7 separate regions of the Mus musculus genome follow, and regions 1, 2, 3, 4, 5 and 6 are each linked to region 7. Evidence: chromatin loops called from intact Hi-C (ENCODE). Cell type or tissue: left cerebral cortex. All regions are shown on one strand. Links, peaks and the distances in the headings refer to the core of each region. The heading gives the core; the rest is flanking DNA.

The links. A loop is a pair of places that touch in the nucleus more often than their neighbours do. Peaks named below come from ENCODE experiments on the same cell type or tissue, not always from the same donor. Only the 100,000 strongest peaks of a DNase experiment are listed, where the experiment ranks them.
Region 1: a loop joins it to region 7, with 7 times the contacts of the local background. A loop is called at or near these places in 30 of 42 quality-filtered maps.
Region 2: it touches region 7 in a loop (5-fold over the local background); 8 of 42 quality-filtered maps call a loop at or near these places.
Region 3: a loop joins it to region 7, with 5 times the contacts of the local background. A loop is called at or near these places in 5 of 42 quality-filtered maps.
Region 4: it touches region 7 in a loop (5-fold over the local background); 14 of 42 quality-filtered maps call a loop at or near these places.
Region 5: it touches region 7 in a loop (2.8-fold over the local background); 8 of 42 quality-filtered maps call a loop at or near these places.
Region 6: it touches region 7 in a loop (5-fold over the local background); 5 of 42 quality-filtered maps call a loop at or near these places.

The regions. Positions count from the first base shown.
Region 1 is chr7:135,401,784-135,406,360 of GRCm38, reverse strand. No RefSeq gene overlaps it. Among named protein-coding and RNA genes, the nearest start is that of Gm36062, 4.6 kb to the right of the region's middle. In left cerebral cortex, for the core only: a CTCF peak has its summit at 2,751 (motif pointing left); a DNase peak (open chromatin) is centred at 2,741.
Region 2 is chr7:133,667,020-133,671,596 of GRCm38, reverse strand. Edrf1 (erythroid differentiation regulatory factor 1) reads right to left here. Exons shown (of 25, transcript NM_178115.4): 24 at 3,906-4,057; 25 at 1-231. The coding sequence ends at 57. Among named protein-coding and RNA genes, the nearest start is that of Mmp21, 11 kb to the left of the region's middle. In left cerebral cortex, for the core only: CTCF peaks have their summits at 2,179 and 2,378 (motif pointing left); a DNase peak (open chromatin) is centred at 2,338.
Region 3 is chr7:133,803,590-133,808,166 of GRCm38, reverse strand. The region is part of intron 1 of Fank1 (fibronectin type 3 and ankyrin repeat domains 1); the gene reads right to left. Among named protein-coding and RNA genes, the nearest start is that of Fank1, 29 kb to the right of the region's middle. In left cerebral cortex, for the core only: a CTCF peak has its summit at 2,354 (motif pointing left); a DNase peak (open chromatin) is centred at 2,350.
Region 4 is chr7:135,629,600-135,634,176 of GRCm38, reverse strand. All of the region lies in intron 2 of Ptpre (protein tyrosine phosphatase, receptor type, E), which reads right to left. Among named protein-coding and RNA genes, the nearest start is that of 5830432E09Rik, 20 kb to the left of the region's middle. In left cerebral cortex, for the core only: a CTCF peak has its summit at 2,177 (motif pointing right); DNase peaks (open chromatin) are centred at 1,146, 2,184 and 3,020.
Region 5 is chr7:135,667,020-135,671,596 of GRCm38, reverse strand. It overlaps Ptpre (protein tyrosine phosphatase, receptor type, E), which reads right to left. Exons shown (of 21, transcript NM_011212.3): 11 at 3,927-4,046; 12 at 2,437-2,600; 13 at 1,740-1,875; 14 at 749-898; 15 at 396-489. Among named protein-coding and RNA genes, the nearest start is that of 5830432E09Rik, 17 kb to the right of the region's middle. In left cerebral cortex, for the core only: a CTCF peak has its summit at 2,018 (motif pointing right); a DNase peak (open chromatin) is centred at 2,045.
Region 6 is chr7:133,682,033-133,686,609 of GRCm38, reverse strand. Uros (uroporphyrinogen III synthase) reads left to right here. Exons shown (of 10, transcript NM_009479.3): 10 at 1-255. Among named protein-coding and RNA genes, the nearest start is that of Mmp21, 4.3 kb to the right of the region's middle. In left cerebral cortex, for the core only: a CTCF peak has its summit at 2,284 (motif pointing left); no DNase peak of the experiment used is centred there.
Region 7 is chr7:135,485,153-135,489,729 of GRCm38, reverse strand. It overlaps Gm36356 (predicted gene, 36356), which reads right to left and starts at 3,809. Exons shown (of 8, transcript NR_166608.1): 1 at 3,567-3,809; 2 at 2,688-3,018; 3 at 1,234-1,401; 4 at 1-107. In left cerebral cortex, for the core only: CTCF peaks have their summits at 1,357 (motif pointing left), 2,077 (motif pointing right) and 3,739; DNase peaks (open chromatin) are centred at 2,090 and 3,789.

The DNA.
Region 1 (4,577 bases), core at 274-4,273, 83 kb after region 7:
GAAGTTTTAACTCGTGAACACTGTGGGCTCTAGGACCTCCAAGATCAAGTGAACCTTCCTGTAATTTCCCTGTAAAAATCATTACAATTTGTGCTGTATTTCTACCCTCCTTCTCTGATGCCCAAGCCTGACGCCTGTCTTCACAGTAATAGCTTTCTGAGCTTTCAGCAGGCTGGACCCCAGTGACTCTCAGTGGATGAAGAACAGTCATTTTTGGGAAAATGCTTTAACACCTGAATCATCTTTGAGGAACCCTGATGAGAATTTTTCGAAGAGAAAAATATGTCTAAGAGAGAACTCACAGGGCTGAGAGCATGCCCTGCTGAGTCTCAGGGCAGGACAACAGCCCTGGGCCCCTTTTCAAGCTCTTACCCTTTTGAAGTGACCCACTACCTACCTTGTGGACACTACCTACCTTCCAGACATCCCCCACCAAACACAAGCCCAACTATAGGTATGCCCACACCTGCAGCTGTGCCCACACCTGCAGCTGCACCTACACCTGCAGATGTACTCACACCTGCAGCTGCACCCACACCTGCAGTTGTACACACACTGGCAGCTGTACTCACACCTGTTGCTGCTGTTACCACCCCTTTCACCCGCCAAGCCTCTCCTGTGGGCAGCAGTGGTGTGCAACATAGAGGCACTGAGGTGTGGCTCTGTGGCCAGTGGCCACACTTAGGCTTCTCAGACACTAGGGATCCAGCTGGAGGAACTCAATCACTGGAGACATGTCTTTGGAGAAGGGGGTGCCTTGATTTGTCTTTGTTTCCTGTCCACTATGAGGTGAACAGTCTTTGCCTCCCTCCACTTCTACCACCATGCAGTATGACATTATGCCTGAGCTTGTGGAGCCAAAGATGGGTTGAAGCCCCTGAAACTCTGAACCAAGACAAGTCTTTCCCTTTCTAAGTTGTTCTCTTAGGTTTTGAGATACAAAAGTAATATGTTTAGTTAAACACTTGGCTGTTCATACATGTTAAACTCTAATCCAAATATGCTATCTACCTACCTATCTATCTATCTATCTATCTATCCATCCATCCATCCTTCTTTCTATCTATCTATCTATCTATCTATCTATCTATCTATCTATCTATCTATCTTTTATCTATCACTAGGGACTGAACTCAGGACCTTTCATGTGCTAGGCAGGCACTCTGGCCTGACCACATACATTCTTGATATAAAACTGAAGAATGATTTTGCCTTGGTCTGCTTTTTTCTCAATGTCCTTTTACTAGGGAAACATTGGCCAGGATTTAAGTATAGATCATTTAACTAATTTCAAGACTTGTTTTTCTTTTGTGTATTCTAACTTTTATTCTAAAAAAAAGTTCCAAACATAAGATTAAAACTCAAAAATACTAATTATTTTTGGCTTTATTCTGTAGCAATCAGTGCCCATCAAAAACAAAACAAACAAAATGACCTTGTCCTACATAGTCCCAACCTTGCCATCACGGCTAGCAAGTTAACAGCAATCCCTTAATGTTATACAAAGCAGCAAATATTTAAAATTCTCAGATTATCCCTAAATTAATTTTTGACCTTTATGTTTCCAGATCAGAATGCAGTGTGTGCATGGTTTTGTGTACACTGCTCTGGATTTTGACCCGTGCCTTAAGTTCTAGAACAGTCCCTGCCTCCCACTCCCGGCATTTTATATAAATTTATATAAATTCTGGGGTAAGTGCTGTACACTGAGTGTGGAGAGAGGCCCACATATGAGCCTATCGGGTGCTTCTTCTCCTTGTAACACTTCATATATTGCTGAGTCTCCAGCATCCCACAAATGCTGGAAGACAGGACTGACAAAGCTGGCCTGAGAGGTAGCAGGAAAGCTGCTAATGTTTGCCACACAGAAAAGCACAGGCTGCAGTGTAAGAGGCTGGGAACCTAGTGTAAAGAGGCTCGTTTCAAAGTGGCCACGGCCGTGGCCCACTTTATAAACCATAAGGGGTATGTTTCAGCCTGCTTTGGGATTGGTTGCTATGTATCAACTTTTCTTAAATTAAGGAAAACTGTTGGTTGATTTTCTGTAATTAAATTTTACTAATTTACACTGACAAGGACATGACGCTTGCATTTCATATTTCAGTTGTGGTGAGAAACCAGTGTTTTGGGGAAAATTAGAATCATGTAGGTTCAATTAAGGAGTCACAGTCAGTGGGTCTTTGGTGTACCTAAGCTGTGGTCTTTTCATCTTTCCGACCAGCTCTGAAGTTCTGATTGAATCAAGGTTAAATGGTTTCCTGTCAGTCATTCTGCTGTGGAGTGACGAGAAGCGGTGAGGCTGGACCACTGTCCCTGACGTGGAGCTTGGTCGTGGACTTGAAGGGGTGATGGCAGCTGGGCTCCAAGATGGCACGTGGGCTTGTACAATTTCAGTCCACTCAAGTGTATCTGGGTTGGGTTAACTACTGCCTATGTGATCTGGGATGAGTTAACTCAGCCTCTCAGTTTCTTCCACTTTAGGCAAGAGGAGTCAGCCCCCAGCCCCCAGCCCTCAGCCTCATCCCCAGGACCAATGAAGCAATTTGTGTGAATTTGATTGCTGGAGCTGGACAGGGGGGCAGTGTTCTAATGCAATTAAGCATGAGTTTTCAAAGGTCACAACAAACGAGAAACCAAGTCCTAGTACTGGAAAGAGAGAGGCTGTCTTCCTTACCCTCCAGAGTAAGTCCAAGGGGACCTCTTTCCTCCAGGGAGATGCCTGCCTGTCATTATGTGGTTGTGGCGCCATCTAGTGGTAGATGACAGTCTGCTTAGAGAGGAGAAGCGACGATTGGTGTTAACTTCATGCCTTCCTTATTAAAGGTGTATGCAGAATGCATAGACATCGATAAAGATAACTTTGAATGAAATTTATTTTAAAGATACAGCCTTTCTTCTCTGGACTTAGTTAATAAAAAGTAAAGAATCCCCACAAAACAAGCTTGTTTACTAAGAAGTCTTCTTTGGTATTTTTTTCTTAAAACTTGAATATTAATTTTTGTGACATGTGTGTGATATTTTTAACACACACACACACACACACACACACACACACACACACACGCTGGTATCACAGCTGTGTGTCACCATCCCCAGACAATAAGGGTTTTCTGTAGCACTGGGAATGAAACCCCAGACCTTTCACACTCCAGGCAAATGCCCTGCCACTGAGCTACACCTCAGCCCTTGAGCCTTCTGGAGTTTTAGTTTTCAATCAATAACATTTACCTCACCTCGAGTCACATGCATCCGAAGCATAAAGAAGTTCTGGGGGTCTTCTGCAACATATTCTGAGCTTCACAAGGATATGAAAGGTTTTCTTTTGTGAAAGACACTTCTTTGAGAAGTGTGTAAATATTACTCAATCTAGCTTTTAAAAAGTAAAACACTTTACAGATTTGTTTTTATGTGTCTGTGTGGGCTATGGACACACGTACAGGAGCTCGAGAAAGCCAGAGGCATCAGGTCTCCTGGAGCTGTAGGTCCAGGTAGCTATGAGCTGCTGGATCGTGGTGCTGAGAACCAAACCGTAGTCCTCTGCATGAGAAATAAGTGCTCCTAAACACTCAGCCATCTCCACCATCCAAACGAAAAGATAAACTCAACTTTGCCCATCTCACCAGAAGTCTGCTGGAAACTCTACCTTGGTCTGCTTGCGGTTTTCCCTACAGACACTGGTGTGGTCAGTCATGTGGATCAGAGCTGGGCACCTCTTAAAAATAGGTTCCAAGTGTTGTGCCAGGGGTTGTCCAACTACTCACCGCTACGTTTGTCATGGTAGGGTCATTCTGTGCCTTCTTATTCTTCTGGCTTAAGAACCTTCAGAAGAAGCTGGGGTCCCATAAAGGCTTTGGGTTGCAGAGGTCTCATACCAGGCTGGAGGCAGCGAGAGAGCTCTTGTTTCTGAGGGATGCTCTAGCTAGACATGGCAACTGGGTTCCAATTCAAGAGAGCAGAGGGGGTGTGGGAGCAGGCGACTGCAGCAGCTCCTGTCGTGTTGACTGGTAAGAGTGGATGTCTTCTTGCATGGGTGGCAGCCTGCTCTGCCCTGGGAAACAGGAGCAGCATGCTGCAAGGGTCCTGGGCGTGCTGGCTCTAGCAGAGGTGTGGAGCTTTAGCAATGCCTAATACCTCCATCATCCCCTGCATCCAGCTCTTACTATAATTTCATAAGTTAATGTCTGTCAAACACCCCTTCTTGTGACCCCTGAAGCAGTCTGTCTTCCTAATGGGACACCAACTGATGTGCTCAGAAATCCAGTAGGTGTGAGTGAGCTCTGGGTTAGCTCACTGATGCTGTCTCGATGGTCCTCAAGGCTAGACCCTAAACCATCACTAAGGACAGGAGAGCAGGACACACATTTTTTTCCCCACGTGCTTGGAACTTTTGAACACCTGTTGTGGTTGTTTCAGTGAGGTTTCCCACAGTCACTTCTTTAACTGGAGACCACAGGACTCAGTCAATCTCTAAGCTATGAACACCTCCCCTCCCCCCACTTTAAGTTGCCACACCAGTCACTGGTGAGTGGTCAATTCACAAGTCCCATGCCTGTGAACTCAGGAGGTGATTTCCAGGA
Region 2 (4,577 bases), core at 398-4,397, 1.8 Mb after region 7:
CAGACAGCTCCAGGACGGGAAGGCACTGACAAGACAGTCCTCCAGTACCACTGCAGTCAGGGGACAGCACTGCCACTCGATCGGCTGCTACCGGAGGCAAGCTGCTCCAGCAAACAGATGACGACTTCAATTCTTTCCAGCAGAGTTGAGTTTCTGTTGGCAGTCGCTCTCAAAAGCTGGGAGTAAATCTGCTTGTTGGTTTGGAGGACTATGTCTTCTTCAGCGTTACTGCTGAGGTTAAAAACAAACAGGTGAGGGAATAGAGGGAGGGGCTGGAAACAACAGGCACTTCTTAGAGTATCTGACTTATCTATGGCTGTTGAGTAAACCAGAGAAAGACCCCTGCCTTCCCAGCAGAGGCACTGGAAAAAGGCACTGGGAGCAGTCACAAAAACATGGTCAAAGAATATGTCATGGAGAAAGTTGAGTGGGAGCTGGGGCTGATCAAGCATGGAGCAACTACATGGCCCCTCTACTCAGCAACAAGTGCCAATCTAAACTGGCAGCTGAGCTCTGCTCACAGACTCCTGCCTCAGCTTCTTACAACTTGTGTAGATCACGCCCTTCTTAACCTACTGTCACCCACTGAACTGAAGTTACTATCTACAGTCTCCACATGTCAAACAGATCGTTTTCCTCTTAATATAATTAGCTGGTTTACCTTATCTACCATTTTACTAAACTAAATACTTAATGTTTATATCTGGCTAAGGACCGTCCATGATGTTACAGATTTCTTCTCTGTACTACAGCACAGGGCTTCATGATCCTCAGATGTTTATAGCTTTTCATCTCAAATCCTAAAGCCTCTGAAATGTCATGGTGCCACTCTGCTAGAGCAGTGAATGCTAAAGGGCGTGTTATGAACAGCTCGATTCTTAATCCAAAGTGAAATAACTCCCCTGAAATGTAATAAACAAAATGTGTATCTTGTCCAACCTACACAGTTGTCATACTATGAAGCACACTCAACAGCTTCAACAAGAAAAATAACCCTGGGACTGGAGAGATGGCTCAGCAGTTAAGAGCACTGACTCTTCTTCCAGAGGTCCTGAGTTCAATTTCCAGCAACCACATGGTGGTTCACAACCATCTGTAACAGGATCTGATACCCTCTTCTGGTGTGTCTGAAGACTGCTACAGAATACTCATATACATAAAAATAAATCTTAAAAAAAAAAAGAAAAAAGAAAATTAATCCTAATTTTCTTAAAGCTCACTTTAATTTCTGAGAACCTAAGTTAAGCTTTTCAATTATTAAGCCCACTTTCTTATTTTGCCTCAGGCTAATGGGGAGAAACAGCAGTCAAAATAAACTACTAATGTTCCTTTCTGTTAAGGTCACATTCTGATTTCCTTTTCTCTTAAAGAACACAGCTAGGTCTGCTTTATCAACAGTAAACTTGCTAGCTGTTTTTACCGACCACGAATGAAACACAACAGAAAGTCCCGACTCAGCAACCACAGTGACCTGCCTCCAACCTGCAGAGGGCTGTGTTCCTTTCGGTCAATAAACCTGAACGCACAGATCAGCTCCTACGACATTTGGCTTGCATGAAAACTTTAGATTAAAAATTTCTTCAAGGGCTGGTGAGATGGCTCAGCAGGTAAGAGTACCCGACTGCTCTTCCGTAGGTCCGGAGTTCAAATCCCAGCAACCACATGGTGGCTCACAACCATCCGTAATGAGATCTGACTCCCTCTTCTGGTGTGTCTGAAGACAGCTACAGTGTACTTACATAGAATAAATAATAAATAAATCTTTAAAAAAAATTTCTTCAATAATCCAGGTGTGGTGGTATATATCTTTAATCTCAGCACTTAGGAGACAGAGGCAGGTAGATCTCTGAGTTTGAGGCCAGCGTGGTCTAACCTAGTGAGTTCCAGAATAGCCAGGGCTACACAGAGAAATCAAAAACATCATTTCTTCAACACTAATAACCTGGTTGGAAATAAAAATTACATAAGCCATACATAGAACTATTGTGATAAAACATCAAGGGCTGGTGAGATGGCTCAGTGGGTAAGAGCACCCGACTGCTCTTCCGAAGGTCTAGAGGTCAAATCCCAGCAACCACATGGTGGCTCACAACCATCCGTAAGGAGATCTGATGACCTCTTCTGGAGTGTCTGAAGACAGCTACAGTGTACTTACATATAATAAATATTAAAAAAAAAACATCAAAAGACTGAAACTGTCAGTCAATCACCCAAACCACTAATCTGGAAAAAAAAATCACTAAATTAGCTCACAGGATCCTACATACATACATACATACACACACACACACACACACACACACACACACACACACACACACACACACTGCCACCTTGTGGACACCAATAAATGTTACAAACCTACCTGCAGTTAAGTTTTTAGGCAGTAAAAGCTAAGAATCTCTCTTCTCCACTGTGTGTTATTTACTCTGCTTTCTGGTGCACTAAACTGCAGTGAACATACCAAACCACCTTGCTGCGTACTTGAGACTTCCTCCAGTAAAAGTTCTCCTCAGAAGGATAAGTTTGAAGACTGAGGTATGCACAAAACAAATAAATCATGGAATTTTCCACTTAATATTTTGGGCTAGAACTGACCAAAGTAAAAAACATCAGAGGAGGAACTTTAGCTGAGGGCATCTACTTCGTTGGAACTTGGATCCTGTGCTATACAGAAGGTTGCAGTTTAAGAAGAAATTCTCAACTGCAGCTCTGTTCAAGATATAAAAAATGAACTCAATGGAATACCTGGCAGGTGAAACCTCTCAGGCAGACCAAGCCAGCCTCTGCTGTCCTAACGGATGTCCAGTTTTCAACACTCCTGAACAAATATCCGTACAGGCAAGAAATAACAGCTAAGCTGGGCAGAGATGATAGTGAGGGGTTTCTTCATGGGCTTGAAACGACCATTAATGAGAGAGGCACTAAGAGAAAACTCCAAAATTGTACAAGATCAGATTGCTTAACATCACCAAGAAGCAATTTGTGGAGTGATGGACTTTGTTGCAACATGGTTGTGGTGGACAGAAATTTTTGGAATGCTAAATAAACGTTGTCAAAGCTCATAACACCGAGTCACAAAACGAAAATTACTTTATCTGTACCCCAAGATAAAATGGTAAGACAGATTTAACTAGAAACAATGATGTACGTGGGTGCATTTTCTTTGACTTTTATCTGTTTTTCATTTTCTGTAATATGGGCTAGACTGCACTTGTGTTTGTATATCATGCTCCTGATGTAGAACTTTGTACTCAATTTCAAGTTAATGATGCCAAAGAACAGCTCTGGTGAAACAGCACACACATCAGCCGAGGCACCTGGCTGTGCACCCGACCACCCATCTCCCTCCTACTACCCAGCTTCAGACGCCCTAACTTTCTTTTTGGAGACAGGGTTTCTCTGTGTAGCCCTGGCTGTCCTGGAACTCACTCTGTAGACCAGGCTGGCCTCGAACTCAGAAATCCACCTGCCTCTGCCTCCCTAGTGCTGGGATTAAAGGTGTGCACCTTTATATCCACATCATAGTCCCCAATTCACATTAAAAACATGTTTGCAAGTGCTACTACAAACAACTTAGGGTCTTCACTCCACGGCTACTTGTCTCTCCATGACTATGCAGTAGGCACATGGTCATGATTCTTACCTAACAAGGAATAGTACTTAAAAATCTCATTATGGATGGTTGTGAGCCACCATGTAGTTGCTGGGATTGGAACTCAGGACCTTCAGAAGAGCAGTCAGTGCTCTTAATCGCTGAGCCATTTCTCCAGCCTCAAATTTTGCATTTTCTACATACAACATAAACAATACAACCTGTTCTTTTTATCAATAGCAGGAACTCAAGTTCTTTTTATAGGTGAGGAGTTAGCAAAGAAGGTTCAATAAATAACCAAGTAATTTACCTCATTTTCCTTTTAGATGACGACATCAGTTTGATGGATTGAAGGAGAAGGAATGACAGACGAGATTCAAATATACTAAGGAGTTTGATCACTTCTTCTCGATTAAGATTAGGTGAAGAATCAGCAGCCGGTGTAGCCTCATCATTCTTGGGCTAAAAACAGCACAAAGTTACTTTACCTAACCTGTCCTCCTCCCATGTTTCATATACAGTGAAGGCTAAGCAGCCTCTTCAAATCCAGTTTACAGAATCATAAACAGGAAGCAGACCCAAAAGCTCCCTGATAAAGATACAGTAAGGCCCCACACCTAAGAAATACTGACATAAAAGAAATGAATCCTATGTGGAATTTCATGACTTCCCAGCATTGACTGTTTGCTACAGAAGCAACATGGAAACAGGTACTGCCTAGCCAGGACCCACCATGGACAGAAGAGGTGGCAGAAGCCTGGGGCACACTCAGCAGAAATGCTGGACTATGCTGCAGAGTTATGGAGCAAATGCTTCCGGGCAGTCAGCTGGGACTGAGAGCAGAGCGCTCCCTGCTCTTGGAAAGCAAAGGCAAAGACACCTTCAAATAGAAAAACAACCTTACAAGGCTTTGAAACTTCTAACAGGTCTCTCTGTAACTATGCTCATTAAAGACTGAAGTCAGTAATGCAATCATGCAAAC
Region 3 (4,577 bases), core at 248-4,247, 1.7 Mb after region 7:
CATCATGACACAGAGAGACCCAACTTCACACACCCCTCTGAGGAAGGCATGAACTGCAGTTTTGAACAACTCTTTGGAACTATCTAACCACAGATAGCTACATACAAACTGCATCCATCCATAATTACACTTTTAGGAACTTATTCAGTGGGAATGTGTACTAAGAGACATTACTGGAAGGCTCATGAAAGTTGTATTCATCAGAGGCCCACACTGTAAACTACTGAGATGTGCACGGACACCCACATCCTGGTCTGTTCTCACAATGGAATTAGCATGGAGAGAGAAGAATCTTCAGCTATTCACAATGGCAGAGATGGATTGCCTAACATCAGTGCTGGGGAGAAACCACATGTGAACAAGAAGGTGTCACACTGATCTGCTTACAAAACAGTCAGAACCAGGCAGCCTAATACACACTGTTGGAAGTGATCACTAGTTATTCTTGCTGGGTGGAGGTGGGCTCTGGAGTGAACCTGAGGTGGCGTCTGAGGTTAATCTGAATTTGGAGCAGATAGGCAGGTTGATTTGTAAAAATTCTTCAGGCCACATAAAATATGCACATTTTCCTATGTGTATAGTTTACTTCTTTAAAAAGCATGCTCTAAATTTCAGTTATGGAAAAAAAAAAAGGTCAAAATCACTCAATTCAACTAATACCTAAAGGCAAATGGACAGACAATCATGGAATCCAGGGTGACTGGTTTTAATTTTTAAATGTTGCTCATAATCACAGCCTTCTGGACTCTGGTGTGTGGACTTCATAATTAGTATGTGCATCTATTCTGAATTTCTATTTATCATACCATAACTGTGTCTCCATGTACTTTATGAAAGGTAAAAGGGATGAGCCAGGAAAATGGTCCTCACGTCCCCAGGGTGTGAAAGCCCCCCTCAAGCCTGCCTCTGACAGAGAGATGCAGAGGCCTCATGAACTGCGCAGATGCAGACCTGTGATGAGAAATGCTGTGAGAAAATTATGTAAGAAGTCAAACAACTTCAGACAGAAGAAAGGAAGTTTACTAACTAGGCTACTGGGAAAACAAAAACACCTTCCTGCCCGAATCACAGAAGTTATTGCTAAAGTGTTACACAAAACTCCATATGACAGGCAGCCAAAATACGTGTGAGAAAAAAAAAGTTAAAATGTATTAGACTGCCAGAAAATACTATTTTATTTTGTGACACTTGTGGTATTTGTTGGTTTTATATTCTTAATTAGTTATACTTTTTGTCATTATTGATAAAATTCACTATCATAATCAATTTTGTGTTTGCAGTTTACACTTGAAAAAAGCAAAAGAATTGCTTCAAAGAACGCAAACTTTTGTCTTGCTCCTGAAAAGGATTTAAGTTCATTTAAATCTTTGATCTTCTTTAGTGTGTTAAATACAATATGACAGGGTGTGCTCCCTATAGGGAGATGTATAAGTGCTATACACCAGAAAGTTACCTTAAGGACATCCATTGGCTTTTATCCCTTCTTCTGGTGGGCATCAAGGGATGTTGGGCTCAGTGCTGAGCAGTGGTGACCGTGTGATCACAGACGTGGCGCCCAGACTTTCATGAAGCTATAGCTCCATGAGGCAAAGTTGTGAATCTAACAAGCACCCAGCACACACACAACAAACCACAGTCACACAGCCAAGGAAGAGGGCTGTACTGCCGGGGAACCCAGGGTGCCTCTCTGCAAAGGAGAAATGACCTGCACTTGGGTGTCTGCTGATGTAGATATCTCAAACAAGCAAGCAAACAAAAACAAACAAACAAACAAAAAAGCAAAACCAGGAGGAAAGCTCTGCCACATCCCCAGGGATGATGCAGAGTCCAGGGATGAAGACAGCTGTGTCTGAACCCAGCTAGACTCCAACTCTGAGCACTCCTAGAGGAGGAGCCAAAGCCGTGCCAGTGCAGCTAGGCTCAGACAGTGCATCTGCCTGTAAGGAGCCAACTCTTCCAAGCAGCAATAACTAGCCATTCCAACAACAAATCGTTGATGCCGGCGAGTGGGAGTGTAAATTGTGAAGACAGACTGAGATGGAGCCCTGGCAAGTCCCATCCTAGCTACCTTTGCAATTTCTCTTCTGTGTTTAGCAAAGAGAGGTTAAGGGTATCTAAGAGGAGGAAGCTGGGTGAGTGAACGATAAAGTATGGGTGCCTGCTCAGAGTTGAGTGCCCAGGCCTGCATAAATAGACCCTTCTCCTGGCCTTCCTCCACCTTTCCCAGTCCTTTCTCTGTTCCTTCCCCCTTGGTCCTGACACATTCTTCACTCTCAGGGATTCTGCCCTGGCTCAGTCCCTAGGACTAGCCAGACATCTTAAGCCTTCACTTGCTTGACCAACACTGCCACCTACTGCCCAAGGCTGGACTCCCTTAGCACCCTGCTCATCCCAGCCCTCGAAACAGGTAGATTCATAACAATGTGTGTCTTGGAATAGATGTATGTATGTTAAACTGCAAGGAAAAGCCACATAACTAAACAACGTACTTTTCAATTACAGGAAGTTTTCCTACTGCAGAAAAGAATCCCCTTAGAGAAGCGACTAACAGACTAAAACTTTAAACACAGCGGGACTTTAACTTTTCAACTGTAGCTCATCCTATTAACATTAACTATCTGACTTTTCCCTCAGATTATAAGCATGTCTGGAGGAGGGCCTGTGCTTTATCATGCTTGCTTATTTCTAGAACCAAACAAAATCCAGATAAACTAACTAATGGATCAGTGTGGAGAGCCAGAAGCACAGCCATATATATATATATATGGTGTGTGATGTGCAATAAAAAGAAAAGTGAACAACAGTAGTCACTTTAATGAAGGCCACATCAACTCAATGGTACTATTTTTAAATTTTACTTTATATTTAATGCATGTTCCAGATAAACAGTAAAATAACTTGGAGTGTACACACACACACACATACTGCTAACAAAACTTTACTTATTAATCAACTGTGTAAATTCAAACTCTTTTGAAACACAATTTTATGATGTAGCCTGGCTAGCCTGGAACTCACTATGTAGACCAGGTTGGCCTTGAACTTATAGAAAAACCACAGCCCTCTCCCTCTAGAGTGCAGGGATTAAAAGTGTATGTCACCAAAAGAAACCTTAGGAATGAAAATGAAAGCTGGAGAGATGGCTCAGAGGTTAAGTGGCTGCTTTTTTAGAGGACCGGGATTCAGTTCCCAGTAGCCACTTGGAGGCTCACAACAAACTACAACTCCAGTTCCATGGGGGATCTGACGCCCTCTACTGATCTCTACAGGCACTGTACACATATGTTGCACAGACGTACATGCAGGCAAAACATTCATACACATCCATTAAATGCCTTTTTTTTTTTAAGAATGAAAACACAAGCCACCAAGTAGGGGAAAACATAAACAAAAGACTTTGGCTCAGATTATGTTTAAGAAATCTTAGAAAGCAATGATAATCTAACACCAGGCAAGACAATAAAAAAGTTAGACAAGAACCATGAGCAATCCTCTCCCCAAGAAACATAGTCAAGTGACTGGTATTAGAATATATGGAAATGTGTTTGGTCTAATTAGGTGTTAGGAAATTGCAAACACAAGCTGGGCAGTGGTGGCGCACACCGTTAATCCCAGCACTTGGGAGGCAAAGGCAGGTAGATTTCTGAGTTCAAGGCCAGCCTGGTCTATAGAGTGAGTTCCAGGATAGCCAGGGCTACAGAGAAACCCTGTCTTGAAAAAAAAAAGGAAATTGCAAACACTAGGAGATACTGCCTCCTACCCACCACAATGACCAGAGCTTTAAGAAGGTGATACAACAGGAAGAGAGCAGCTGAGACGCCCCTCAGAACTGTTGCAGACACAGAGAACTGAGACACTGTCCTAAGACCAAAGAGCAAGCTTCACAAAACACATCACGCAAGCAAGTCAATGGAAGCACTGGCATGGGGACCAAAAAGCCACGACTGTAGAGAATTGCTTACAACAGACCCAAATGGAATAGCCCAAATGTGGATCAGGCAGGACAAACCACACCACACCGTGGTACGACAGTAAAATGGAGCCTCCAGACACTCAACCACAGTGCCACACAAAGGCAGAGTGGCAGGAAAGGAGAATTTGTCTGTGGGTAACGAGTTGGGGTAGAAGTAGGTATGCATGGGGACACTCGCCTCAGAGCAGAGGCTCATGGGTCTACATGATTTTAGGCCATCCTGGTGTACATAGTGAGCAGCAAGATGGCCAGAGTTACATAGACAGACCCTGGCTTCACTCTTGGTCAGTCATGTGTCCCTATCATATAACCCTTTCTTTAACATTCAATGAAGTCACCTACAAAGAACTTTTCCCTGTTTTACTTCAAATCAGTCTGCTTGCCTCTGTCAGCTCCCATTGTTCCTGCCTCCATTAGAAGACCTGGTCAGCACTGTCACTCCTAAGACCCTAAAATAAAATTATTTTACCATTTCATAGCTTGACTGGGACTCAGAACCCAGAACTAAACAGACAAAGAATGGTACACTTTAACGGAGAAAACTAAACAAAACTATCCCTTGGAGAAACAAGGAGGACATAAATGGACCAATAAGCTGAAGTCA
Region 4 (4,577 bases), core at 355-4,354, 140 kb before region 7:
GGAGGGGCACATTCTAGTCCAATCCAAGTCAGTTTGTGGTAGCTTCACTCATTCATTCATTCATTCATGCATTCATAAATTCACTCACTCATTCATATGAGGTCACTCAACTATTTAATGGCACCGAGTGTGGTTGCTCCACCCCCTTTACAATTCAGGTTACTGAGCAAGGCACATCAGATCACATGGTAGATAAACAATAGAAACTCCTTAGAGTTTTAGGATTTCCAAACCCTAAATCTGTCAGCAGGTTCAGTGTCTAGAGAGAATCTATTTCCTGGCTCTTAGATGGCTCTGCCTCCTAATTTTGAATTCTGTCAAACTCCTTTCTGGATCTGGCTCATAATGCTGCTCTAACAGAGAATCCATGGATTGTGTGTGTACCCAGTTGTAGACCATTTGCCAAATATGTGCAAGATCCCAGGTTTATTCTCCATCATCATAAAAAAAAGCAAGACCAAAGAAATACAAACAGAATTCTCCCTCCATTTCTAGATGATCACGAGTCCTCTACCAGATATCCTCCCTATTATTTGTACAAATTGAATTCTGCAGGACAGCTCTGCACTCATGGTCATAGTGATTAGGATTTCGGGGAGGACGTCCTCTTGCCTCCCTGGGCCCCAGGCCATTGTAAGGCTGCATAGTCGGAGAAAAAGAATTCTTGAGAATGAGATTGGGGGTGGGGTGGTGAGAGAGTGTGTTAGTTCCAGGGTTACATTTCATTTTATTGACGTTCTGTTGGCAAACTACAATCAGCACCATATAATTATAGAAAATTATAACAGCAGCACAGCAGAGAACCCAAAAGCTACCCCTTGGGAATATTAATAAGTAGACACTCTACTCTTTAGTAGAAAATGCACACCAATTTCATAAAATGGCTGGCTTTCACACTGGGAAGCATCACGGAGCTCATGCATTTTTAAAGAAATGCTGATTTTAGTGTGACCAGGAGATGGTAATAGGGATTGTTCTTTATTTGCCCAGGATGTGTTTATTCATTGGTTCAACAGGTGTTTTCCATACCATGGAAGGAGTCTAGTTTACCTGGCAAGGCTAGACAAACATGCTCACTTTAAATGTTTCTATTCTAACTGGGACAGGTGGGGGCGCTCTCTGATAGATGACTTCAGTGAGTATGAGGTATTCCTGCCCCACCCCCTTGCACCACCTAAATAGACTGGGTGCTGGAGAAGCCATGGTGATTACGTTTGCATCCTCAGCTTCAAGGCACTCCTGGGTGCATGAAATACTGCTCTTCCAAGTCTGTCATGTCGGAGGCATGCCCGCATGGCTCCCGAGCTGAGCCGAGAGTCAGATGGTCAACAGATGGCTTGCCTGGAGAAAGCCTTCCTAAGGTCAGGGGCCCTCACCAGTCCTACCTTGGGGGACAGAACGATGTCCTTGATGTTCTATTTGCTGTTGAGCCAGGATGAACAGCAATATGGAATGCTATTACTATTCATCACAGGGTGATACTGTTCTGGATCTCGCAAGCCAAGGGCAGGCAGAAGTTATGTTATTGCCTTGTGAGGCAGGTGTTGAACTCCAGAGAGGTTTGATGTACAAGCAGCCTTGAGCATCTTAGTGTCTTAAGTCAGCCTGCCAGTACACCGAGGACAGGGAGACAGATGGGTGAGGCAGACACCTGGGCTCAGTACCTGTCACTCTGTAAGTTGCCTGTCTCTCAGACACACTACCTTCCATAATCTGAGGCTCTGTGGTCTGAGACCCCGTGCCAACCTTAGGATGCATGGGAGAACCCAGGTGAGCCCTGTTCATGATCCGCTCTGAGCCAGCAACAGGACAGTCCCCCTGCATATTACACACATGGTCATGGCACATCTCTGTCCCAGTTCTTCTGGGGGCACCCACAGCTGAGAACCTCCTGAAACTGGGTTCCAGCATGAAGACACATGAGTGGGAGAGGGGACTCGGAAAGCTCACTGCCCAGTGGGCCAGACACATGATAGGAAAGTGCTGGCTGTTGGAGAGGAAACTGATGGGTGTCCGAGAAGGTGATTTTACGTGATTAAGGCATTATTGGTTAACATTTTATGGTCTCTGCTCAGCTTAGTACCTGAACTTGAAAGCCTTCTAGATTCGGGATTCAGGAGCTCTTTATGCACTCTCAACACTTGAAGCTAGAGGGCAAATGCTGAAGATGACCAGCAGATGGCGCCACTGGAAAGTGACAGAAATATTGACCCACATCAACCTGCTGCTGCCAGATCAGAGCTCAGCCTTCCTAACTCAGTGTGTCCCCAGAGGTCACCCTCTGACCAGCATTTCAGCAGATTCACTTTATAAATGTGTTTTCTGGCCCATCACTTCCTGAATAACGACCACAGCAATGCTGTGACAAACTTCTCAAATCCTCCATTCACACACTGGTGAAGCGATTAATTAGGAATTAGCCTTCTAAGGCACATCTGAATTCCCCCTAGCAGGCCCCTCACCCCTCATGTTCTCACTTTCAATTCAATTCTACGATCCGTGGGTCCCTCATTTCTCCCTCAGTCAAGAAATTTAACAGTCCAGTGAAAGTCCCTTGGCTGAAAGAGCTGGGAGGAAATTACCCATCAAACGGCATGGCCCATTCAGGACACTGGCTCTCTTCCCACAGCATCGATTCTTCCATACATATTGAAATCAATTATCCTGGAGACTGTAACTCGCAGTGCATACATATACATATACATATACATATACATATACATATACATATACACACACACACACACACACACACACACACACACACACACACACACATATGTATCCGGGAAGCACTAAAGGTGAGGTGGCAGTGGCTCTGGGGAAACCTGCGTTCACCTGCCGGCTGCTTAATGAATCTGCTATTGGCTATTTAACACGCCGACAGCCACGGGGAGAAAAACTGTTGGCAACCTAGCCTCTTCCCAGATGTGGAGATGGTGCCTATTCTTCACTGAGTGGGCAGCCTTGTTATTTCTCAGCCAAGGGAAAGGGCTAGTTCCCAGCCAAGCCTTCTCTGCAGAGCCAGGCACGTGGCGAGAACCTGGATTCCAAGTCCCTTGGCTTTTCCATTTCCCAACTGCAAGAGCAGCTTGGGCAAATGCTGTGAATTGGGGAGCTCGGTCTAGGGGAACACTGATGACATGAATGAGTGAGGCCAGTTGTACTGAGCAAATGCCAGGGGCTAAAGGGGCTGGGGACGTCATGCCACATTGTCAGCCTGCAGGGGACTTCACATCTGGGGACTGACCAGAGGACTTACAGAATGGGTGAATGAATGAATGAAATAATGAATGCCCCCCCTGCCCCTGTACTGTAATGTGCGCTATCAACAGAGTGATCATTTCTTTCTCTTTTTTCATTAGATATTTTCTTCATTTATATTTCAAAAGTCCCCTATACCCTCTCCCCGCCCTGCTCCCCAACCCACCCACTCCTGCTTCCTGGCCCTGGCATTCCTGTACTGGGGCATATCATCTTTGCAGGACCAAGGTCCTCTCTTCCCAATGATGGCCGACTAGGCCATCCTCTGCTACATATGCAGCTAGAGACACAAGCTCTGGGGGGTACTGGTTAGTTCATATTGTTGTTCCCCTTAAGGGTTGCAGACCCCTTCAACTCCTTGGGTACTTTCTCTAGCTCCTCCATTGGGGGCTCTGTGTTCCATCCAATAGATGACTATGAGCATCCACTTCTGTGTTTGCCAGGCACTGGCATAGCCTCACAAGAGACAGCTTTATTAGGGTCCTGTCAGCAAATCTTGCTGGCATATGCAATAGTGTCTGGGTTTGGTGGTTGTTTATGGCATGGATCCCCGGGTGGGGCAGTCTCTGGATGGCCCATCCTTCCGTCTCAGCTCCGAACTTTGTCTCTGAAACTCCTTCCATGGGTATTTTGTTCCCTATTCTAAGAAGGAACGAAATATCCACACTTTGGTCTTCCCTGTTTGCTTGGACTGTTGGCTCATGGCTATGGCTGAGTATGGCCCAACCTTCTCTGTTTCACCAAGGGTTTGGGGAGCCAAACACAGGGTCCCTTTGACTATGTGCTGTCAGAGAAGTGGGAGGGAAATTCTGTTGTCTTTATAGGGAAAATTTCCCACCAAGTAAATAACCTTTACTACTTCAATAATAATAGTTAGAAGATTAAGGAATTGAGGATTCCTAAGTTTAAACCAGCAACTTCCTACCATGGCTGCTGTCTCTGCAGCTGCTCATTGGAGATTCGTGGATCTCAAAAATTTAAGATACCAGCTGCCATCCCTAAGCTGAGTGGCCTTGGACCAGCGTTGTCTCTCTCTGGATAAGTAAAGCGAGCAAGTGGAGCCTAAACTCTTATGTCTCCAGGAAGTTAGAGAGGTGAGGGAAGCCCTTGGTGCAGCAGCCCTGATTCCTGCTAGGATGGTCACGTGGACAGAGTCACTACTCAGGAACTAGCTCACCAACTCTCTGGAATGAACTGAGACACTGCTCCCTGCTGTTGACGATGGACCTTTCTGGAATGTAAACAAACACTTTGAAACGAATTCACCTCAAAGGTGACCAAAGTGAAGGCTGTGTCATCCATTTTACTTTTGT
Region 5 (4,577 bases), core at 304-4,303, 180 kb before region 7:
CACCCCACACTCCAAGGGCTCAGCAGAATTCACCTTTGGTCTGATTTAGTTCTTTTTATGTATATATTCTTGGCCATGCAACTCACTTCCCACTGTGTAAGGGAGAAGGGGTCTCCAGAGAGCGCTAGTGAGGTCCCAGGTCTCATCTGAGGCAAGCTTTTCAGGTCCCAGGGAACCCTCCCTATACAGAAGCTCTGGTGTCTTGCGTTTGAGCTATATTCTAGGTACCACTTGAGACCCTATGGGTCCATGGAGATCCCTCAGAGTGCCCCCAGGAGAGTCCTTTCTTCCTAGCTTCGGACACAGCTCCAAGTCACCCAGAGGCGCTTGCCCCCTAGCATGATGTACGAAGGTAGGTGGTCCAGGGCATGAGGCCCACATGCCCACTGCCTTACATGGAATGATCTGGATGACGCGGGCCTTCTTCATGTTGGCAGGCAGGTTGCCCGTCCTCATGTTCTCCTTCATGATTCGCACGTTGGTCAGCTTCTGCAGCCAAGGAATGTAGTTAGAGCCAAACATGACAGACAGACCTGCAGCAGGAGACCTGCTCCCAAGTTTGCCTCCAGAAGTCGCCTTGATATTGGAAGATGAAGTGATCCTACATGTAGCTTCCCTAAGAGCTAACAACCTGATACCCACCAAACTTTCTGAGCTCAGGAGGCGTCATTTAAGTTGGCACCATTTTCCTTGGCTCCCCAGGCCCTCTCAGCCCCTCAGGGTGTGGAAGTTGCTTTGCAGCACTCACCCTGAACTCTTCCTCCAGCCCGATCTTGTCAAAATGGGTGGCTGTGCTATGGAGCGTCTGCAGGTGCCTCTCCAGGGAGGACACATCCAGCTCTGTGTCCCCATAGAGGTAGTATTCCAGTAAGGCTTGGTAGATGAATGTATACTGAACCTGTAGGGAGACAGGGGGTGCCACTCAAGACTGCCCCATCGCTGGTAAAGCAAGGCCGAGGAGCAAGAGTGATCATGTGGACTGGTCGTCTAGGGTAAAATAAGATGACAGTAATGACCACTACCTCCGAGGGCTCCAGGGGCTATGTCAGCTGCTTAGAATCACCACCATGGCATATGAACATGCTAAGGATCAGGGTCACCAGCCTTTGTGACTCCATGGGAGGTAATGACAGAGTGGGAGGTATACCAGGTCTGACAATGGGCATGCTCATAGCCTGTGGCCACCTGCCTATTAAAACCCATCTGACCAGCAGGAGAGGATGTGCCTAATCCTGCAGAGACTTGATGCACCAGGGTTGTGGGTGGGTGGGATTCTAGCAGGGCGGACCTGGGAGGGCCCAGAGGTGAAGGGGAGGGGGAATGAGAGGAGAGACTCTGTGAGGAGGGATGGGATGAAGCATTTGAGATATAAATAAATAAATAAATAAAACCAATAACAGCAAAACCCAGACCTGCAAGCGGGGCCTGGTGGCAATAGTTCAAAATTCCAGTTATTTGGAAAGCTGAGACATAAAGAGGATATGTTCAAGGGCTGCCCAAGCTACAGAGCCAGGTCAAAAGCAGGCTGGGCTACTCACTAAGACTGAGTTCCAGGAAGTAAAGGGGTGGCTGAGATTACAGCTCAGTGGTAGAATCTATCCGCATGACAGACCAGGTGCAAAACAACAACAACAACAACACACAGTCAAAAAATATTTTTAAATGGGCCTGTGGAGTGGTGCGAAGGCACCTGAGTGCTCTGTGATGCTTAGGCCAGGGCAGAAAGAGGTGCCACTCACATCCGTCTGGACCATCTGAGGGCGCTGATTGCGGATTCTAGACACAAACTCAAAGACGTCAACCTTCTGCTCCGAGTGTATCATGTCCATCATGGCATCGATCACAATGAAGGTGCCAGTCCGACCCACGCCCGCGCTTCAGGGAGGAGAAAGATGCCACCTCGTGAGTCACATTCCCCTGAAGTAAATGGCAAGCCTGGGAAGATGCCTGAACCTGGGGGACAAAGGACACAGCCTAGGGCAAAATTAAGGAGGGTGCAACTTGGAAGAACAAGGAGCAAATCTATGCATAGCCACTAGAGGGCACTGCTGCTCTGGTTATTTATCTCAGGACTAGAGACACTGAAGGGGTGTGTGTGTGTGTGTGTGTGTGTGTGTGTCCCCTGCTATGGGAACTAAACGATCCTTGAGGTACCAGGTAGAGCAGAGGGCAAGGTCAGTGGACTTGCCCAGAGCTCCCATGCCAGCCATCAACCTGGGCCTTGTCAGCCTTCAAGAGTTTTACATATTGGGGGTCTGTCCAGACACCACTGGGGCAGGTACCCCAGAGACCAAGAGGGGCTAGAATTCCTTTCTCCACACGCAACTTTGGGTATAGCTGCTTCAAAACTTCATTCCCCCCAGCCCTAGCTCTGCCCACCCCACCACTGCCGCACTGGCCATTCCCCACACTGTGGCTGGCCCCTCCCTGACATACCTACAGTGAACCACAATGGGCCCAGCATGTGAGGGGTTGAGTGTCTTCACTTTCTTCAGGAACTTGAGCATCCCGATGGGGGTAAACGGCACCCCGAAGTCAGGCCAGCTGGTGAAGTGCAGCTGTGAGACCAGCCGCGGGGCTTTGCAGCTGTCTGGGAGTTGCTGTAAGGGATGAGGGGGAAGTGAGAGATGGGAGGTGGAACTGTTTAGCATCTCCTTCCGAAGGACAGTGGGGCTCATGCCAGGTCAGCGGCTGCAAACACAGAGAACCCTGGAATGCAGGGGTACCATACCCGATGTGACAATACACAGCTCTTGGCTGGCAAAGGGCTTTTGCAGCTGGCTATACCAGGCCAGGATCCCAGTAGCCACATATCCCCAAAGCTGGTCTTAATGCTCACACACTCCAGCTGTGAGGCAGACCTGCCTGCTCCATCTACACAGTCCCACCTGACTTGTGGCGACCTGAGTCACTGCCAGCATATTTAAGTCTCAAAGAGTCAGCGTGGGAAGGAAGAATGAAGGGTCAGCCTACACACTGGAGACCTCCAGACCCTCCCTCCCAGATTCTCCAAGCCTTTGCAGCATGCATGGTTCTCCTGCTCCTGATGGTGGAAGATGACAATACCAGTGTGTTTAGAAGTAAGGTGTGTGTGTGTGTGTGTGTGTGTGTGTGTGTGTGTGTGTGTGTGTATTCTCTGTATGGAAGCAAGGGATAACAATTTTGGGATGCCTCAGGCACATATTCTACCATTAGGCTAGGCCCCTCAGTCCATCCTTTCAAAACCTTCTGCGGTGGCTTCTAGACACTTCTTTCAGATTTTTGCAACTTAATTTTACCAACCGCTCTACATTTTATTCCTAATAAAAACAGCCTGTCTCTGTGGTCTTCATTTCCTCTGCTTTGTTCTCGAGCATTTTGATCGAAGGCTGCCTCGAAATGAGCATGAAAGATACTGGGGGAGAGTCTGAACCTAATTTTTGACACCATTATAAAACAATTCTGTCACCAGACATGGCGACTCATGTCTTTCATCCCAACACTTGGGAGGCAGAGGCAGGTGGATCTATGAAAGTCAGCAGCCAGCATGTTCTACACAGGAAGTTCCAGACCTCCATGGATCACATAGTGAGAGCTTGTCACTAGGAGTAGCTCAGTGGCGCAGTGCCTGCTTGGTGCAGTGGGAAAGCCCCCAACCCCCATTGAATCCTCTACCACTCCAGCTGGCTCACCCACCTTCTGGGGAGGCCCAGGACAGTGGCTGGGAGTCAAAGCATCCAGCCCTCTGCAGATTCGGGTCCTTGATCCACTAACCCTGTCCCCAGTCTGTCACAGGATCCAGCCCTGCAACCACAGCCTCTGTGAGAGTTCCTGCCATGCTATGAGTGGGTCAAGGTGGGGCAGCTGTTCTCACTGTAAAGCCCCACCCCCACCCCCACCCCTGCCAACCTCGCTCCCGAGAAGCCAAATAAGACATTCATGTGTACCGGATGGATGCAGAACTTTCGGATCGTGTAATCCACCAGGACCACGCAGTCCTCTACACACACCCGGATGTTGCCGTAGGTCCAACAGCCCTGGTCTGGCCAGTACTGGTAGCACTTCTCCTGTGACGAGCAATTGAAGGAGAATAGTCAAGACACAGTTCGGGATGTGGCATAAGGTCAAATAACCTGTGTCAGCAGTCTGTGTATCATGAGCTGGAAGCATGACTCTGCATGAGTGTGTCTTTTATAAAGGGGGAAGAGAAGCCTCCGAGGTGGCAAATGTGGCTGTGGACCAACCAGAGTGGCTTTGGGGGGAGCATATAGTTATATCTCATTCGCTCACCCCTTCATCTCTCACATCCTATTACGTCAGCCATGACCGTGCATGCTGAAGCCACTTTAGAGTTAGGGAGCCTGACCCTAACGACCATCTGGCTCAAGTGAACCCTGCCTCCACACTTTCAGAATGCCTTCCCTAGGCATTCCCCTGGGCTCCAGCTCTCTGTTCTCCTTCTGATCAGACCACTCACTCTGTATGGCACACTAACATGGGGACCCCTGGGGAGATCCAGGCCACCCAGGCAGCTCTTTACAGAAGACAAGCCGCAGGCACCCTGCGTTTCCTGAAGCCCCAGTGCTTAACAGGCAGCA
Region 6 (4,577 bases), core at 284-4,283, 1.8 Mb after region 7:
GTTAGAGACATCTGTGAGCTGCCATCCAGGTACTGGGAATTGAACCCAGGTCCTCTGAAAGAATAAGTACTCTCAACCACTGAGCCATAACTCCAGCCTACTATTATCATCTGTGGTTCTCAGTGCAAAGTGGTGTTCTGGGACAACAGAACATCATAGGCTCTCTGATGCTGACCTGATAAGAATGATAAATCGCTATGTGTGAAGTAGATTTAGTCATCATAAATTAAATAAATAAATAAATAATAAATAGGACTGATCTGAGTATGGTAGCACACTCATCAACCCAGCACTGCAAGAATGGAGACAACAGTCATGAATTTAAGGTCAGCCAGGACCATATAGTGAGACACTCTAGGCTATATCTAAAAATTTAAAAAAAAAAAAAAAGACTTAAAAGTTCTGGCCTTTGGGGAGGGGGGCTGTGGATAATTATACTTTAAATACAGAGATTTCTTTTTTATCTCATTCTGAAACATAACTGCAGCATATCTATCAAACTGGCTGCTTCTGGACTGTGTGTGCACATGCACTGTGTGTGTGTGTGTGTGTGTGTGTGTGTGTGTGTATGTGTGTGTGTGTGTGCACATGCACTGTGTGTGTGTGTGTGCACATGCACTGTGTGTGTGTGTGTGCACATGCACTGTGTGTATGTGTGTGTGCACATGCACTGTGTGTGTGTGTATGTGTGCACATGCACTGTGTGTGTGTGTGTGCACATGCACTGTGTGTGTGTGTGTGTGCACATGCACTGTGTGTGTATATGTGTGCACATGCACTGTGTGTGTGTGTGTGCACATGTACTGTGTGTGTGTGTGTGTGCACATGCACTGTGTGTGTGTGTGTGCACATGCACTGTGTGTGTGTGTGTGCACATGCACTGTGTGTGTGTATGTGTGCACATGCACTGTGTGTGTGTGTGTATGTGTGTGTGCACATGCACTGTGTGTGTGCACATGCACTGTGTGTGTGTGTGTGTGTGCACATGCACTGTGTGCGTGTGTATGTGTATGTGTGTGTGTGTGTGTGTGCACATGCACTGTGTGTGTGTGTGTGTGTGTGTGTGTGTGTGTGTGTGTGTGTGTGTGTGTGTTAGAAATATAGCGGGCTGGAGAGATGGCTCAGCGGGTAAACAGCACTGACTGCTCTTCCAAAGGTCCTGAGTTCAAATCTCAGCTACCACATGGTGGCTCACAGCCATCTGTAATGGGATCTGACTCCCTTTTCTGGCGTGTCTGAAGACGGCAACAGTATACTTATTTATAATAATAAATAAATCTTTGGGCCTGAGCGAGCGGGGCTGACCAGAGCAAGCAGAGGTCCTAAATTCAATTCCCAATAACCACATGAAGGCTCACAACCATCTGTGCAGCTACAGAGTACTCATATACATAAATAAATCTTTAAAAAAAGAAAAAGAAATGTAGTGCCCTGCAGAAAAGCTCTGAAAACTGTGTCCCCAGACTGTTTCTACTAGGTAATCCTGGACTAGATTGAGCTGCATTGAGAAAACCTGTGTTTGTCTTTTAGCAGCTCGTGGGCCGGTGGTAGGGAAGGTGGCTGTGTACTCATGCAGCTGACTTCATGGAAGGCCAGGTTGGAAGGCGTCTTCGCTTATGTGCACACCATGCCCAGCCCGATGCAGGAAGCCTTACACATGTGATCTGATCCTCTCTCAGAGCAGCTCTGAAACTCTGAGCCACCTCACCATCATCCACCACAGAAGAGGAAGAAGGGTCTAGTGCCGTGGCTTAGTGCTGTGGTTTGGGCATGGTTTGGAGTGTGTCCCTCTAAGTTTGATATGGTAGGTTCTTAATCCCCAGATGTTCATGGAATCTTTAATCTTTATAGGGCTAGCAAGTTGTCAGAGCCTCAGTGGAGTGAAGGCCTTGATGCCAACTTTATAACTAAGTTCTGTCTCTGGAATCCACGGGGTGGAAGGTGAGAACTGACTCCCACAGGTCGTCCTCTGACCCCGACACATGGTGTGGTGCTAAATAAATAAGTGTTAATTAGAGGTTACTCAATGGTTCCGAGCATGTTTTGCTCTTTCAGAGGACCAAGGTCAGTTCCCAGCACCCGTGGCAAGCAGCTCACACCCACCTGTAACTACAGCTCCAGGAACTCTGACTCCCCCTCCACAGAGACATATACACATAGCCTTTAAAAGGAAATAAACCTTAAAAAAAGATGGAAGCTGGGCTGGAGAGGTGGCTCAAAGATTAAGAGCACTGGCTCAATTGCCTGCAGCCACATGGTGGCTCATAACCATCTGTAATGGGATCTGGTGCCCTCTTCTGGCCAGCAGGCATACATGCAGGCAGAATGCTGTATACATAATAAATACATCTTAAAAAGAGAAGAAGAGGTAAAAGCGGGGTGGTGGTGGCGCACGTCTTTAATCCTAGCTCTCGAGAGGCAGAGGCAGGCAGGTCCCTGTGAGTTCAAGGTCATCCTGGACTACAAAGCGAGTTCCAGGACAGCCAGGGCCACACACAGAAACCCTGTCTGGAAAAACCAAAGTGGGAGGAGGGAGAGAGGGAGAAGGGGCCTGGTAGGAAGGGAATGGGGAAGTGTGGCTTCTGGCTTCCTACCTTAAGATATGACCCTTATTCCTAAACATGCTGCAGTCACTGCTGCTGGCCACGAAGTGATGATACAACTAATGGGGAGGAGAAGAGCTTACAGGGACGTGAATGCCATTTGGAACTCCTGTCAGGGCCACAGGAGCTACACAAGAACAGAAGTGCTTCATCCATGGCGGGGGGGTGCAGCTGCAAGCCGCCGTGGTTGTTTTGCATGAGATCTTAGAACCCATCTCAGACTCTGATTTGAAAGTGATGGTGATTCCCCTACAGGCTTTACAGCAGGCAGGGAGAAAACAATCACAGGGGGGTAAGAAGGCTCAGCCTGATTTGTTTGTAACCAGTGCTGGACCAGGACTTCTAGAGTCTGGCCCAGATCATTTTACTTTAGCCATATTTAAGCATAGCACAAGGTTGTCCTGGCTCCTAAGATTACACTTAGGCCATTGTAAAGCACAGGTGGCATTATTTATAAGAATGGGTTTTATGGTCTAAAAGCAATATTCATGATTTAGAGGAAGGGGTCTGGGATAGGTAAAAACATCAATTGTGGGGCATTTGGGCAGAGCCCTTCTCATCAGACAGCGAAGGATCACCAAGTTGTAACCCTGCATCATTCCTGAGCGGATACACACCTCATTTCAGTGGAGAGGTAAGCTGTGTGTTTAACTTCCCTGGTTCGTTCTCTCTCTCTCTCTCTCTCTCTCTCTCTCTCTCTCTCTGTCTGTCTCTCTTTCTCTCTCCACAAGCATGATAGTCAGTGCTAGGGATGCTGGAAGCACCTTCGCATTCAGCTTCTCGGGTACTATGCAGGAGCCTCGGGCCAGCAGCTGTGCTGACTGAGCGCTCCCTCTGGCAGACACTATCTCGGATTACAACGCTATTCCACCACACAAGAAATAGGGAGCTTGTGCCACAGCAGACTGACTGTGTGGAACTGAGGTGCACTGGGACAGGAACCCTGTGCACAGGCTGCTGTGCCAGCAGTGCCAGCTGGCCTTAACAGTCAACTTTGAGACCAGCAAAATGGCTCAATGAGTAAAGGCCCTGCCATGCAAACCTGGCAACCTGAGTTTGATTCACTTAGGACAGACCGAGAGAAGGGATACCCAGAGTTGCCCTGTGAGCTTCACACTCACACCAAACACATAGTGCACATGTGGACACACACATCCTAAAAAAGTTCACTTCATTCCTGCGCCTTTGGCCAAGGCAAAACTGTGAGGAACAAAACCTTTGTGTAAATTAAATTCCCAGAGGAAAACCTTGTTTAGTGCAATACTGTACCACAGGACCAAGTTTCCTCCCAGAAAACTCAGTGAACAGATTTCTGTTCCATTTTTAAATGATTTGCCAGTCTGTGGTGGTACATGCCTTTAATTCCAGCACTTGGAAGGCAGAGGCAGGCAGATCTCTGAGTTTGAGGCCAGCCTGGGCTACAGAGTGAGTTCAAGGACAGCCAAGGCTACACAGAGAAACCTTGGGGAACATGATTTATATCTCATGTGCTTTGGTGTTTTGCCTACATGTATGTCTGTGTGAGGGTGTCAGATCCCCTGGGACTGGAGTTAAAGATAGCTGTGAGCTGCCATGTGGGTGCTGAGAATTGAACCCAGGTCCTCTGGAAGTTAAGAGCAGCCAGTGCTCTTAACTCCTGAGCCTTCACTCCAGCCCTCTATTCCCTTTTTTTCCTCCCATTGTTTTCAAGGCTGGCTGTAGCAGGAAACCTAATAGACACCGATGTATCTAGGGTAAACATTAGAATGAAATAGTTGGTTTTCACTGCATCTAGGGTAGACACCAGAATGAAAAGTTGTTTCCTAGAAATACTCTGGTCTTGACGAAATCGTTGTAGGAAAACACGATTGTTTTCTGTTTGTTATCTATAGGGTTGCTTTTCTGAAGGAGCTTAAAGCCTTCACACAACATTGGTCACAAATGGCCTCGGCACACCTGACATATCGTGCATTATTGAGCGCTGCAAACAGTGCA
Region 7 (4,577 bases), core at 226-4,225:
CTGGGGTCACCTACTGTATTGGCTGGTTTTGTGTGTCAACTTGACACAAGCTGGAGTTGTCACAGAGAAAGGAGCTTCAGTTGTGGGAATGCCTCCATGAGATCCAGCTGAAAGGCATTGTCTCAATTAGCGATCAAGGGTGGGAGGGCCTATTGTGGGTAGTGCCATCCCTGGGCTGGCAGTCTTGGGTTCTATAAGAAAGCAAGCTGAGCAAGCCCAGGGGAAGCAAGCCAGTAAGTAACATCCCTCCATGGCCTCTGCATCAGCTCCTGCTTCCTGACCTGCCTGAGTTCCAATCCTGACTTCCTTTGGTGATGAACAGCAATGCGGAAAGTGTAAGCTTCCACTTGCTTCTTGGTCACATCTTTTGTGCAGGAATAGGAACCCTGACTAAGACACCTACATTCCTTAATTAGACCCTCAACTGTGCTAAATAAGGTCAATGAGTTATTGCCTCACAAGTTGGATTTGGGTGGAGTTGTGCTCTGGTCTGTCATTGGTACCTTGCCTCCCCAAGATTGGCCTATAGGCAAGTCTAAGAGTAAATTTTCTTGGCTTATGTTCATGTGGGAGGGTCTAGCCCACTGTTCGTGGTGCCATCTCTGGACTGATGGTCTTGGGTTGAATAATAAAGCAGGCTGAGCTAGCCACAAGGAACAAGCAAGGGAGCAGCACACTTGGGTGGCTCCTGCTCCTGCTCCTGCTTCCAGGTTCCTGTCTTGCGGTCCTGCCCCCCTTCCCCCTTCATGATAGTCTGTAACTGATGAAATAAAGCCTTTCTTCACCAAGTTGTTTTTCGTCGTGGTGTTTTATCACATAACAGAAAAGCCATCTAGGACAGTACCATATCTGGGGTGTGTGGACATTTGTTCACATTTACCCAGGAAAACTTCACTCAACAGACACCATTGGGAATGCAAAGGTGCTGGTGACTAGCTTTCAATATGAGATTTCTTACTGTCTGATGTTAACCTGGGAACTGCTGGAAGCCTGTCCGTCCTGGTGATAATTGACAGAGCTTTAAGGAACTATTGGCGTCTCTTCCAAGGAGAGAGTTGAGGATTGTCGGTGTCTGTACTCAACCAATGTCCATGGGCCCCAGTTCTTCTGGTTTCAGTTTCCTTATTTGTAAGCTAGACTTCTGTTGTAGGCTAGAGTTCAAAACACAGACCCCCCCGTCCCCCCTCCCCAAACACAGCCACTGTCCATGGTGTTCTCTGGAACCAGCCTTACTCAGCCATGTGTGCATTGCCAATAGTTGTTTCCATGTGCCAGAGAAGCACCTGAGAGATCAGATGTGAGAGATCAGATGGTCCAAGAGTGCCTGGGAGATGCCCGGGAGCACTGCCTCCTGGTGGCCACTTCAGGAACTGAGGAATGGTGAGTGAACCCAGCAATTACCTATGGAAATACAGTGTGCCTGGGCTGTATAGCCTGAGACCTGGAATAATGTTAAACACCCTTGTGATACTATGATTCATCCCGTGTGGCCTGCAGCACACTTGCATAGAGTCCTAGGCAGCCCGTTCTACGCCTCCCACTCCCCCACCCTTATTAACGACTTGAACACAATCTCTGCAGTACCACAACAGACCATCTGATCACCAAGACAGCTGCTCAGATAAGTACCAGCTGGAGAACACACACAGTGGGGATACACTGGATAGAGAGGCTAATGCGATTTCATCTTGCTATTTGAGCAATGTGCAATTTAAAACGCATGACCTGCTCATCCCTGTAATTTTTCCATTCTGTATTTACAGGGCACAAATGAGAAAGGGTATGTGAGCATGTGGAAAGCTAGCCCACCATGGATAAGGTGGGATCGCTGGACTCTCATCTCTTAGACACTGTTCCCATCATGAGTCTGGGTAGCTGCTTCTATTAGAATTGATTTTGAAATGTAGAGACTAGGTGGGTGATTTTCTGTGTGGATTTCACTTTGGGGTTTGCTGCAAACTTGCACATTGATTCTGGCAGATGAGGACACCCCTGGAGAGTCCACAGGGCCTCTCAGAGTTCACATTTCGGCTTGGAACTTGTCCCTCCCAAGAGGCAAAAGTGTGTTTCCAGGAGCTACCAGTAGAGAGCAGCAGAGGCCGTTAAATGCGTTGCTGCAGTTGGCAGAGAGCTCAGGGAGGGAATGGGTCATCCCCTGTTAAGTGGGTGATCTTCTGTGGTTTGGAGGTGCACTTCTCCAAGCAGCTTTGTCCATGAGGTTCCCTAAATTCTCACAGTCACCCTCACATGTGCACACCAGGAATCACCAGGTTAAAGGAGCGCTAATCCCATTCATTTGTGGGTTTTACGTGTATTCGTGCATGCAGGCCCTTCTGTTGATAGTGGCCCCCATAGTCATGTATTTTTTCTTAAATCCTTTTAAAAATCAAAGTCAATATGTTTTCATGGCTCCCAAGTATAGCAATCCCTCTGCCTTATGTATCTCCCATGCAACCCTGGGCTTCCCTCTCATGAAGCCTTCCCTCTAGTGGCCTCCTCGCTGTGTGTATGTACTTGGCATTCTGCCTGCGTGTCCAGGCACACACATCCCCACTGTGCAGACACTAGGAGGTCCTGGGGCCAAAGCCTTTTTACAGAGCACAGTGGACACACTGAAGACATTGCTTCCCACGAAGCCATGTCACCTCAGACTGACACACACTCTTCTAGGTGGCTTAAAGACTCACTTTGATGCAATGGCTCCTGAGTTCTGTGGGCTTGGCTTCACAGCCTTGGGTTGTCCTCGGCTACATTGCCTTGATCAATGCTCTATCAGCATCCGTTGATGGCTCATTCTGCTGATGCTGCCTGTCCTGTAACTTTCTCCCCACCTGAGGAGAAGTGGGGGAGAGGCAGGGTCTATTTCTTCTATTTCAGTGTGGTGTCTTCTGCCAGACACAGCCTCCTTTCAGCTTCACGCAGGGTCTTGGACATCTTCAAAGAGACTGACATCACCCGTCCTGCTGTGATGATGATCTGTAACTGCACGGGAGTACTGAACCAGGTCCTTCATAAGGTCTGCTAACAAAAGGCTTAGAAGGACGAGCCATTCCTCTCTCACTTCAGCTGCACCCCAATCACCGTGACACCCCCTCTTTTTCTGAAGCCACTCCCTCCCTGACCCCTTTACGCTATCTAAGGCAGACTCCAGGCTCTCTTGTCAAACCTCTAATTCCCCTCCTGCAATTGCTTCTTCCTTCCCAAGAGCATGTTGGTCTGACCCTGCTGCTCCAAAGGCCGCAGGAATCGTTGTTGCTGCTATTATGCTGACCTTGTCTGCCAGACTTCCAGCTTCTTAGTCCAGCCTCTCCCTAGTGGCTTGAGTCCCCCCCACCCACTTTTCCAATCCTAACACTACTATTCCTTTTAGGGCTCCTTTTCTCACCCTCCTATCCCGCCTCTACCGCTCTCCCAGGCTTCCTTTCTGTCTGCAGCGATGGTAGCCATCTCCATTCCATTGCCCAACCCACCAGCTGGCCAGCCAACATCCAGCCTTGAAGGCCTGAGATCGCCTCTGCTCTCCCTGGTCAGCTCCCAGAAAGCTGGTCCCCTTGCCAAGGCCTCACCTGTGCCATCTGGATAGAGAAGGGACAGGAAGTGGTCTCGACTCAGTGACACTTCACAGACTGCACCCCAGATTCTTGCAAAGCATCCTTGCGAGCTCTGAAGGCTTGGCAGTGAGCTTCTGTTGGGTTTGGCCTGCTCCCTTGGTCCCTCTTCCTCGGCATCCTTTGCTGTGAGCAACCACAGCGGGGCGCCACGAGATCTGCCAACCCCACCTCTGACTGCTTGCTGAGTAGCACTCTGTGCACAGGCCTTTGGAGGCCCTTTGAGTGGCAGCTGCCAAGCTTGCCCGCTGGCTGCTTCAGCTATCTGGATGAGTGGATTCTTTGCTCTCCCTGTGTAGAGCCGTTCCCAGCCAGAGCTCCCCTGCCCCCAAGGCAGCTGCTTCTAAATTGAGATGTAAAAGTTAATTGTTTTATTGGACTAAAAAGAAAAGAGCAGCGGCAGCAGGCCGGCAGGAAGGGCTGAGAGCTGTTGTTCGCTAATTTATTTTAAACTCAGTTTTAATTTGGTATTGACTGTCCAGTCCCGGGCTCTGGGGGGTGGGGGTGGAGGTGGGGGTGGGGGGCATCTGCCCGGGGTTCCTTGAGGCTGGTAGGCTAGAGGCAGCAGGCTCCTCGGGTTTGAAACTAATTTGTCTTTGAAAGGAAACACTCAGCAGGACACTCAAGAGGTTTCTAGAGTATAAGGTTTTGAAGGGTGGGTCTTTCCAGCTCTGAAAGGCTGCTGGGGTGAGGGCAGGTGGACTGGCTTACCTTCCTGTGGTAGAGACTGTTCCCATTTCTAGCAACCAGCTTCCTTCCAGGACCTGGGGTAGGATCTCCCTGGCTCCCTCCCACTCTTTGATGGGATTATAGGGACCCCAGGTACCACCCCCCATCCTTTGATGGGATTAAGGCGGTTTGGAAAGGATTCATCTCCTCTAATGAGCCCCAGCCTTCCCAGCCTTTGACGGACGTTCCTGGTGCTGCTCCAGGGGCAAACTTTTTGGAATAATCTCCCTCGGGCCTCTG